Linked DNA regions of Homo sapiens: region 1 is linked to region 2. Evidence: chromatin contacts called from ENCODE Hi-C or POLR2A ChIA-PET data. All regions are on one chromosome and are shown on one strand. Each heading gives the region's core, a stretch centred on a gene start or an enhancer-like site at or near the end of the contact. The rest is flanking DNA. Distances are from core to core; before and after follow the strand shown.

Region 1 (4,435 bases), core at 700-3,199, 690 kb before region 2:
GCTTGCTCGGCTCCATGGAAGTGGAACCCACTGAGCTAGACCACTTGGCTTCCTGGCTTCAGCCCCCTTTCCAGGGGAGTAAACAATTCTGTCTCACTGGTGTTCCAGGCCCCACTGGGGTATGAAAAAATACTTCTGCAGTTAGCTCGGTGTCTGCCCAAACAGCCCCCCAGTTTTGTGCTTGAAACCCAGGGGCCTGGTGGGAATCTCCTGATCTGCAGAGTGCAAAAACCATGGAAAAAGTGTAGTAACCCGGCTGGGTAGCACAGTCCCAGGTGCCACTGGGGGTATGAAAAAATACTTCTACAGCTAGCTCAGTGTCTGCCCAAACAGCCGCCCAGTTTTGTGCTTGAAACCCAGGGCCCCGGTAGGAATCTCCTGATCTGCAGATTGCAAAAACCGTGGAAAAAGTGTAGTAACCCAGCTGGGTAGCACAGTCCCTCATGGCTTCCCTTGGCTAGGGGAGGGAGGTTCCTGGCTCCTTACACTTCCCGGGTGAAGCAACGCCCCACACTGCTTCTGCTTACTCTCCATGAGTTGGACCCACTGCCTAACCAGTCCCAGTGAGATGAACTGGGTGCCTCAGCTGGAAATGCAGAAATCAACCACCTTCTGCGTTGGTCTTGCTGGGAGCTGCAGGCCAGAGCTGTTCCTATTCAGCCATCTTGGCCCCTCTCCCACCCCTTTTTTTGGGGAGGAGGGAGTCTCGCTCTGTCACCCAGGCTGGAGTGCAGTGGCCCAATCTCCACTCACTGCAACCTCCACCTCCCAGATTCAAGCGATTCTCTTCTCTCAGCCTCCCGAGTAGCAGGATCACAGGTGTGTGCCACCATGCCCAGCTAATTTTTGTATTTTTAGTAGAGACAGGGTTTCGCCATGTTGGTCAGGCTGGTCTCAAACTCCTGATCTCGGGTGTTCCTCCTGCCTTGGCCTCCCAAAGTGCTGGGGTTACAGGCGTGAGCCACGGTGCCCTGCCACCGTTTCAAATTTAAGCCTAATAATAAACAGTTAAGAAGTTGTATTTTGAGAAGCAAGCCCAAGTTTTAAAAGATATTATTTCAAAGTTTTATAAAAGTCAATATTTATTCAACAAAAGCCAGTATTTATTATCTTCCTTTTTTTTTTTTTCCTTTTAGACGGACTCTTGCTCTGTTGCCAGGCTGGAGTGCAGTGGCGTGATCTCAGATCACTGCAACCTCCGCCTCCCAGGTTCAAGCGATTCCCCTGCCTCGGCCTCCTGAGTAGCTGGGACTACAGGCATGTGCCACCATGCCCAGCTAATTTTTTGGCCAGGATGGTCTCAATCTCTTGACTATATTTTGTATTTTTAATTGCCATTAGCATATATCAACTAAGCGCTATATAGATGTCCTGATCGCCTCCAGTTTATTCTAATGAACTGCACAAAGATTAGCGTTTTTCTATGTGTGCCATGATATTAAAAAGATTGGGACATATTGGCATAGAATGTCTAAACAGAGAGAGAGCGAGAAATGCACAGGTGGATAAGTCGACATAAATGGGAGAAGGGCTTACCCATCCTGTGTGACTAGCAGGAAGAAGGTAATGAAAGTTATAGAATACAGGCCACTTTATACATTTGTGACAGAAAGACAAAGTAGTTGAAGATATTGGCAAGAGAATGGTTGAAATTATTGGCAATGGAATTGAAGCTAAGTAGGGATGAAAAGAAAACAATCAGATAGGGATAAAATTAAGAGTATCAAAGATCTAGTAGTCAGTATGATGCCAAAGAACAGGTATGTGCGGGATTACCTATGTGGGAGAGCTGAAAGAATATGATGTTGACTAGATGGTGGAATGTAAATATTTCATATTCAATGAATTTATGCCTTGGCCACAAAAAGCTTTGTTGTCATTAAAACAGAGGCGATGGGAAGTGAAAGGGAAAGTCATTTGCGACCCTGGGGTTTCTGAGCTGCTGTCTAGTTCAACAGTTTGATTTCCTCCAAGCCAGTGGAGTAGAGATTTGAGAATTTTACAAGAACTGAGATAGCCCTGTCTACATTATCAGAATCTAGTTCAGTTCATGAGTCACAGAAGTAAATATTTGTTCATATGTCAGATCTACTGTAGTTTTCAGACTTTTATCAAACTGCAGCACTTCTTAAAGATCCTCCAAAAAGCAGGCTTACCAAGAAATGTAAATTCCCTGGCAGGTTTTGCAGGTCATTCCAAAAAAGCATAGTTTCATGCAAATGAAGTTTCAAGACAATTACCTCCCAGCTATTTCTTGCAAATACATTGTCAATCCTGAGTCTTGTCTAGAGAGAAATCTTGCATCTGCCACTGTGTGAATTTCTTCTAGAAATAATTTATTCTTTTCTTTTTTTTGAGATGGAGTCTCACACTGTTCCCCGGGCTGGAGTGTGGCGCGACCTCAGATCACTGCAACCTCCGCCTTCTGGTTTCAAGCAATTCTCCTGCCTCAGTCTCCTGACTAGCTGGGATTACAGGTGCACACCACCACATCCGGGTAATTTTTTGTATTTTTAGTAGAGATGGGGTTTCACTATGTTGGCCAGACTGGTCTCGAACTCCTGACCTCATGATCTGCCCACCTCAGCCTCCCAAAGTGCTGAGATTACAGGCGTGAGCCACTGCACCCAGCCTCTTCTAGAAATGGTTTAAGAGGACTTCACAAATCCTGGACTCCCAGAATGTATCTTAATATATAGACTATTATTTTGAGGCATATTTTGTTCTTGTTTTCCTTTTTTCAGCAGAAGATGAAGAGAAGCATCAATAAAATCATGGAGCCCATGTGTCAGTATGAATATGAACCTAAGAAGAATCTATTAATACCTCTGAGATACTAAATCATATAAAGTTATAAAGTACCTAACACAGCATCCAGGACTTGGTTTGCATGCAGAAAATGTGAGTTCTTTTTTGTTTTTCTTGAAGATTTAAAGTACTAGAAAGGAGTTTGGAAAAGAGAGAGAGAGAGGTAAGCATAAAAGTGATATAGCCTATATTGTTAATTTAGAACCATTCCCGGTAAACTATTGCAAATAATTTGTCTAACTTTGTAATTAAAATTTAAAACAAAAAGTTTATTTTTAAGGGGAAAATAGGGCTTCCAGTGATCATTATTCCAGCTCTAATCGATGCTGTTGTGTAAATTATGTTATTTTTGTTTTTGCCTTAATTCCAGCTCTATCTCCAATATTCTGAGTATTGCATTCAAACACCAATCTGTCTACTTTGTTATAAATATGAAGAGTCAGCTCTCAGTCAAAAGTTAGAGGAGAGTTTTTTCCACGTCTAGGTGACTTTATAATTTCACTATAACAAATATTTGAAAAAAAAAAAAAAAGGCTTTCTGAATAGCCATACTCTGCTTTTCTTTCTTGGACAGTTTCATTTTCAGGCAGAGGCAAGGATTAAAAAAAAAAAAAAAACCCCTCCACAGGAGGTGACCCTTTCTACAGTGCTCCTCATGCTGTCAATCAAACCGAGAACCATCTGTCCCTCTTTAGATTTCAGGAGCCATCTTGCACATCTGCTGTGCCTTTTCTATTGCCACTTATAGAACACACTAAGAGCTGTTAGATGAATTAGGGGAACCAGAGTGCAGCTGCATGTAGCTGGTTTGAATTTTGCAGCTGGGTCCTACACATCAATCTCAGTCTTAAAAAATTTTTTTAATGAGATTAGAACTACAAAATTATTTATTTATTAATAGTAACTTCTAAGAAAGTGGGTCTTAAATTTTTATTCTCTGAAAGTTTAAAACATATATTTTTACAACTCTCACCAAATGTTTAAAATTCAAGCCAACTGTAACATTTAAATAGTTATTCACGAGCTCCTCTTAAGAAAAAGTGTCACATGAAAAAAAGTTTTTAAAACTTTGACATAAGCCAAATACTTTCTGATATAGAAGTAAGTTTGATGCCTGTTATAGAAATGCTAGAAGTTTGCAGGCCACAAAACTAAAATATTAGCAGCTTTAGGCCAGTTTTTGTTTGTTTGTTTCCCCTTTGGGACAGGGTCTCACTCTGTCACCCAGGCTGGAGCACAGTGGATCTGATCCCCAGTTCACTGCAACCTCCACCTCCCCGGCTCAAGTGAGCCTCCCATCTCAGCCTCCCAAGTAGCTGGGACTACAGGCACATGCCACTACGCCCAACTAATTTTTGTATTTTTTGTAGAGACGGGATATCACCATGTTGCCCAGGCTGGCCTCAAACTCTTGAGTTCAGGCGATCCACTCACCTCCGCCTCCCAAGGAGCTGGGATTACAGGCGTGAGCCACCACCCCCAACCAGTTGCTGCAGCATTTTCATATGCCTGTAGGATAACACTTACCACATCACAATTGTTTGTTTACCTGTTTTGCCCACAATACTGATTCTTACAAGTAAAGGGAACCCCCACACCATATCAACAGTATCACGTATACCAGACT
Region 2 (4,466 bases), core at 326-2,825:
CTTCCCTGGTGCCCGGGACTCCATCCAGCTTGCCAGGCTTCTAGAATCTCCTCACCCCACACAGCACCCCTTCAGGCCATAGACAGGTCAAGCACCACTCTTCCACTCAAATTGATCAGTTTGGTGTCCTGTTAGCTAGGTACTTGTTTTCTCTTAGTCACCAGTGACTCCCCTAAAGTAGTTATCCTCCCTTCTTTAAGGTTTCACTGGCAGTATAATGTCAAAAAAACAGAACAGTCAAGGTCTAACACAAATTACTCACTTATTTTATCCATACATTTAGAAAAACTAACATCTCTGGAGACCATCACTTCTTAGAATAATGGACATTTTAGTATCAAAAGGAAAAGTGCACACACGTGCGAACACAGACACAGGATCACTTCAGACCCCAAATGTATAAAGGGCATAAACTCAGAATAAAGGATAACTTTCTAAATTGAATAAATATGTGAAAAACTCAATGTCCCAATTTTACTATTTTCCCCTCTCCTTGGTGTGGGGTCTTGGTTTGGTGTCTAACTCCAAACCAAGAAGTCTAACTCCAACTTGGAAGTCTTTTCTAACTCCTGTTCAGAGGTAGAAATCCATCCATGCTATAGCCAAGCTAGTTATGTGTCACTCTCCCCAGATAATATGGGTTAATGTGGCTAAAACGTGCCTATCTTCAAAAGGCCCTTAAGAAATGGGGCCTTTTGAAGATAGGCTGGGCGCGGTGGCTCACGCCTGTAATCCTAGCACTTTGGGAGGCCGAGGCAGGTGGATCACGAGGTCAGGAGATCGAGACCATCCTGACTAACACAGTGAAACCCCGTCTCTACTAAAAATACAAAAAGAAATTAGCCGGGCGTGGTGGCAGACACCTGTAGTCCCAGCTACTCGGGAGGCTGAGGCAGGAGAATGGCGTGAACCCGGGAGCAGAGGTTGCAGTGAGCTGAGATCGTGCCACCACACTCCAGCCTGGGAGACAGAGTGAGACTCCATCTCAAAAAAAAAAAAAAAAAAAAAAGGATGTAGTGGTGGGCATTTATGGCAGAGTAATGAGGAAGTTTGGCCTTTCTGTAAATTTCTGGAAAAAAAAACAAAAAGGATATGTTGCAGCAAACTTACAGAATCAGCTCTGGTCACCCAGAGCCATTTTTCCAAAGCCACAAGTTTTTAAGGCTTTCCCCACTCACCACAGCCCATCAACTGCAAAAGCAGCCGGTATCAGACATTCCTCATCTTAAAACCACAACCTGGAGCGCCTGGCTTGGGCAACAAGCCTGGTCTTTGGGTTAAGGCAGCTCTCAAAACTGAGCCAGTTTCAAGCCATGTTTTTAAATATAAATCACTAGCCATGTGCCAGTTATTATGATGACCAAATTCAGTAGGAATGCATTTCACTCAAGGCACTGATTCAAAACGAAACCCTGACATCGGAAATGCCAGGGGATGAACTGGAGGTGACGATGTAAACTTCAAAACATTAGACATGAGGAAGCGACAGCGGCTTTGCTTCCCGCGCAGCCCGGGCCCCACAGTTCTTCACATCTGTTCCTTTGTCCTCTTCAGAGATGACCTTAGGAGCTATTCTGAGAAGGGGTGCTTCTCACTTTTGCTTTCTTCCAGTGCCCCCTGGTGGAAACCTGTTCCCAATCAGCCCAGCTGTTGCCACCCAGGAACCTCTGGGGGTGGAAGGAATGTCAATAGGAGCCTCTCCTAGAGGACAGAGGGGCGCAAATCCTTCCAAGGAAAAAACACAAATACCAAAGATGGGAGGGCCAACTGCCTATCCCATGACAGATGTGCCGGTTTCTAAAGGTCACAGAGATTACATCTGATGCGATGCCCTTTTTCTGATTTGCTGGCCTGAGGCTCATCATTAGAGATATTTACTGAGGAATGAGAAGTAGATGAAAAGAACAGCGCAGATGTAAGCCTGGGAGAGGAAGCTCAGCTCCTTCAGTGATAATCTTCAAGCCCGAATATATTCTTTCCACATTTCCTTCCAGCAGGCAAATAGTCATTGCCTATCTCTGGGGCATTTTTGTCACTCTGGCAAAGGCCCTTGATATGCATGAGTTCCTGCCTAAGTTGGGAATTTGCTAAAAGCTCAAGAGCTTTCCCTCTGCAGGTTAATCGGCAAAACAATTCAAAGAATGGCTTCTGTAATCACAGAATGCCTGTGGAAGGGCGCTGTCTATTTACTTACTGGGAACACCTGTGCTGCTGTAAATTGAAAATGATCATGAAATGAATACTCCTTGATACCTGCATTGGAATGAATTTTGGCCCAACACTTCAACCTGTAAATAAAGATGCCTGCTGTCTTGGAAAGTCATGCCAAGCAAGGGAACACCAGGGAGCTGTTTGGCTTTCATAGTGTGATTTTTCTTCTCGCAATGATTATTTATTGGGCAGCAACTCTGCTGGGCAGAGGATGGAACCACAAACAAAGCAGTGGTTTGCCTTCCTGCTCACCACTGTTCTTGGACTTTGAGGGAAATTAAATAAAATTGGGTCATAATTAAAGCAGTGGTAGGGTAGGTCTGTATCTTTCTTTAAAGGCCATTGTCTTTGCTATTGAATCAGGAAACATAAGAATTTTTGAAAATATTTTCTCCTAAATTCCAGGCTGCAGAAGACAGTGAAGACAACTAAGGGGAATATTATCAGGTGTGGCCATGTGTTGTGAGGTCAGGGAGCTGGGGGAGGCATTTCTCTAGTCCCAGATACTCCTGCCTGCTGACTGATAACAGCAATTTCTCTTTCAAAGTTCTTGACTTGGCCAGGCATGGTGGCTCCTGCCTGTAATCCCAGCAGTTTGGGAGGCCAAAGAGGGGGATCACTTGAGGTTGGGAGTTTGAGACTAGCTTGGCCAATGTGGTGAAATCCTATCTCTACTAAAAATACCAAAAAAATTAGCCGGGTATGGTGGAGTGTGCCTGTAGTCCCAGCTACTTGGGAGGCTGAGGCAGGAGAATCGCTTGAACCTGGGAGGCGGAGGTTGCAGTGAGCCGAGATCATGCCACTGCACTCCAGCCTGGATGACAGAGCAAGACTCCATCTCAAACAAAACAAAACAAACAACCACACACACACACAAAGTTGTTGACACTTGAATAAGGTGGTTCCCCAAAATGTAACTACTCATAGCCTAACATTGACCAGAAGCCTCAATAACATAAATGTTGATCAACACGTATTTTGTATGTTATGTGTATCATACACTGTATTCTTACAATAAAGTAAGCTAGAGAAAAGAAATGCTTTAAGAAAGTCATAAGGAAGAGAAAATAGATTTACTATTCATGGAGTGAAAGTGGCTCATGATAAATGCCTTCATCCTCGTCATCTTCATGTTGAATAGTCTGAGAAGGATGATGAAGAGGAGGGATTGGTCTTTCTGTCTCAGGGGTGACAGAGGCAGAAGAAAATCTTCATGTAAATGTTTATACCATGTTTTTCAAGTGTCAAACTATTTAAATTTAATGTGTTGTGATGGTTAATTTTATGGGTCAACATGGCTTGGCCATGGTGCCCAGATATTTGATCAAACATTATTCTGGATGTTTCTGTGAAGGTAATTTTTGGATGAGATTAACATTTAAATCGGTGGACTTGGAGTACAGTGGGTCACCCTCCATCATGTGAGTGGGCCTCTCCCACAGTTGAAGTCCCTAATCAATGAAAGTCAGACCTCCCCTGAGCAAGGAGGACTTTTGCCAGCAGACCGCCTTTGGGCTCAAACTGCAACTCTTCTCTCATTCTTCAGCTTGCCGGCCTGCCCTGTTAGATTTTGGACTTGCCAGTTTCCACAACTGCCTGAGCCAGTTCCTTAAAAGAAACCTCTCTCTGTGTTCACCCTGACTGTTACAAATGTCATGCTTACAAACATGTACACGCCTCTGCACTGCAGTAAGCATGACATTGCTGAAGCGCTGCAGTACAGCATGTTTACTATTTAACATTGTGTCTGTCATTTATACCTTACTGAGAAAAAGTGTGAGAGCCTCTCCTGAGGCCTGCTTTGATAGCAGGGAGAGAGAGTCTCCTGGAGTCCTGAACGGGGGAAACATCTGCCTTTGAGTCAGGGATAAAGTTGGCTCAGAAGAGAGGAGTTGGAGCTGAAGATTCGCTTTCGTTTACTAAGCCTTCTTCCTCCATTTTGTCTTCAGAGGGAAAACCACACCTGCTCCTATTTGGTTACCTTAAATGTATTTTGTGAGTACCCAATAAATAGTTGCTGAATGAGTTCTAGGGAACTGGGGGATGGGGACAAAGTGGTAAAGTAACTGAGAGTAGCTGGTATGTTCTAGCCATGTTTGCCTCTGCAATCTTATTTAATCTTCTCATCCACAAGGATAGTCCTATTGTGATGCTCATGGACTCTGGGTTTGACTTCTGGCTCAGCTGCTTTTTATGTGACTGGATAAATGGCTGAAGCTCTCTGTTCCTCTGTTTCTTTATGTGTAAGATGGGGA

The links. A loop is a pair of places that touch in the nucleus more often than their neighbours do. ChIA-PET counts read pairs that join two places held with the same protein, here RNA polymerase II (POLR2A). Pooled maps may share reads with other maps.
Region 1: a loop to region 2 is called in a pooled map, with 2.1 times the contacts of the local background. The contact joins two enhancer-like sites. A Hi-C loop is called at or near these places in 1 of 50 pooled maps. POLR2A ChIA-PET finds 5 or more read pairs at or near these places in 2 of 52 experiments (GM12878 and WTC11).

What each region holds. Positions count from the first base shown.
Region 1 is chr4:48,813,230-48,817,664 of GRCh38, reverse strand. It overlaps a transcript of OCIAD1 not described here. Among named protein-coding and RNA genes, the nearest start is that of OCIAD1, 16 kb to the left of the region's middle. Within about 2 kb of position 1,949, at least 2 of the 41 ENCODE cell types and tissues checked have a DNase peak (open chromatin) inside an H3K27ac peak, as active enhancers do.
Region 2 is chr4:48,125,105-48,129,570 of GRCh38, reverse strand. The region is part of intron 1 of TXK (TXK tyrosine kinase); the gene reads left to right. Among named protein-coding and RNA genes, the nearest start is that of TXK, 6.9 kb to the left of the region's middle. RefSeq lists enhancers at 1-48, 1,570-2,432 and a silencer at 1,925-2,219. Within about 2 kb of position 1,575, at least 24 of the 41 ENCODE cell types and tissues checked have a DNase peak (open chromatin) inside an H3K27ac peak, as active enhancers do.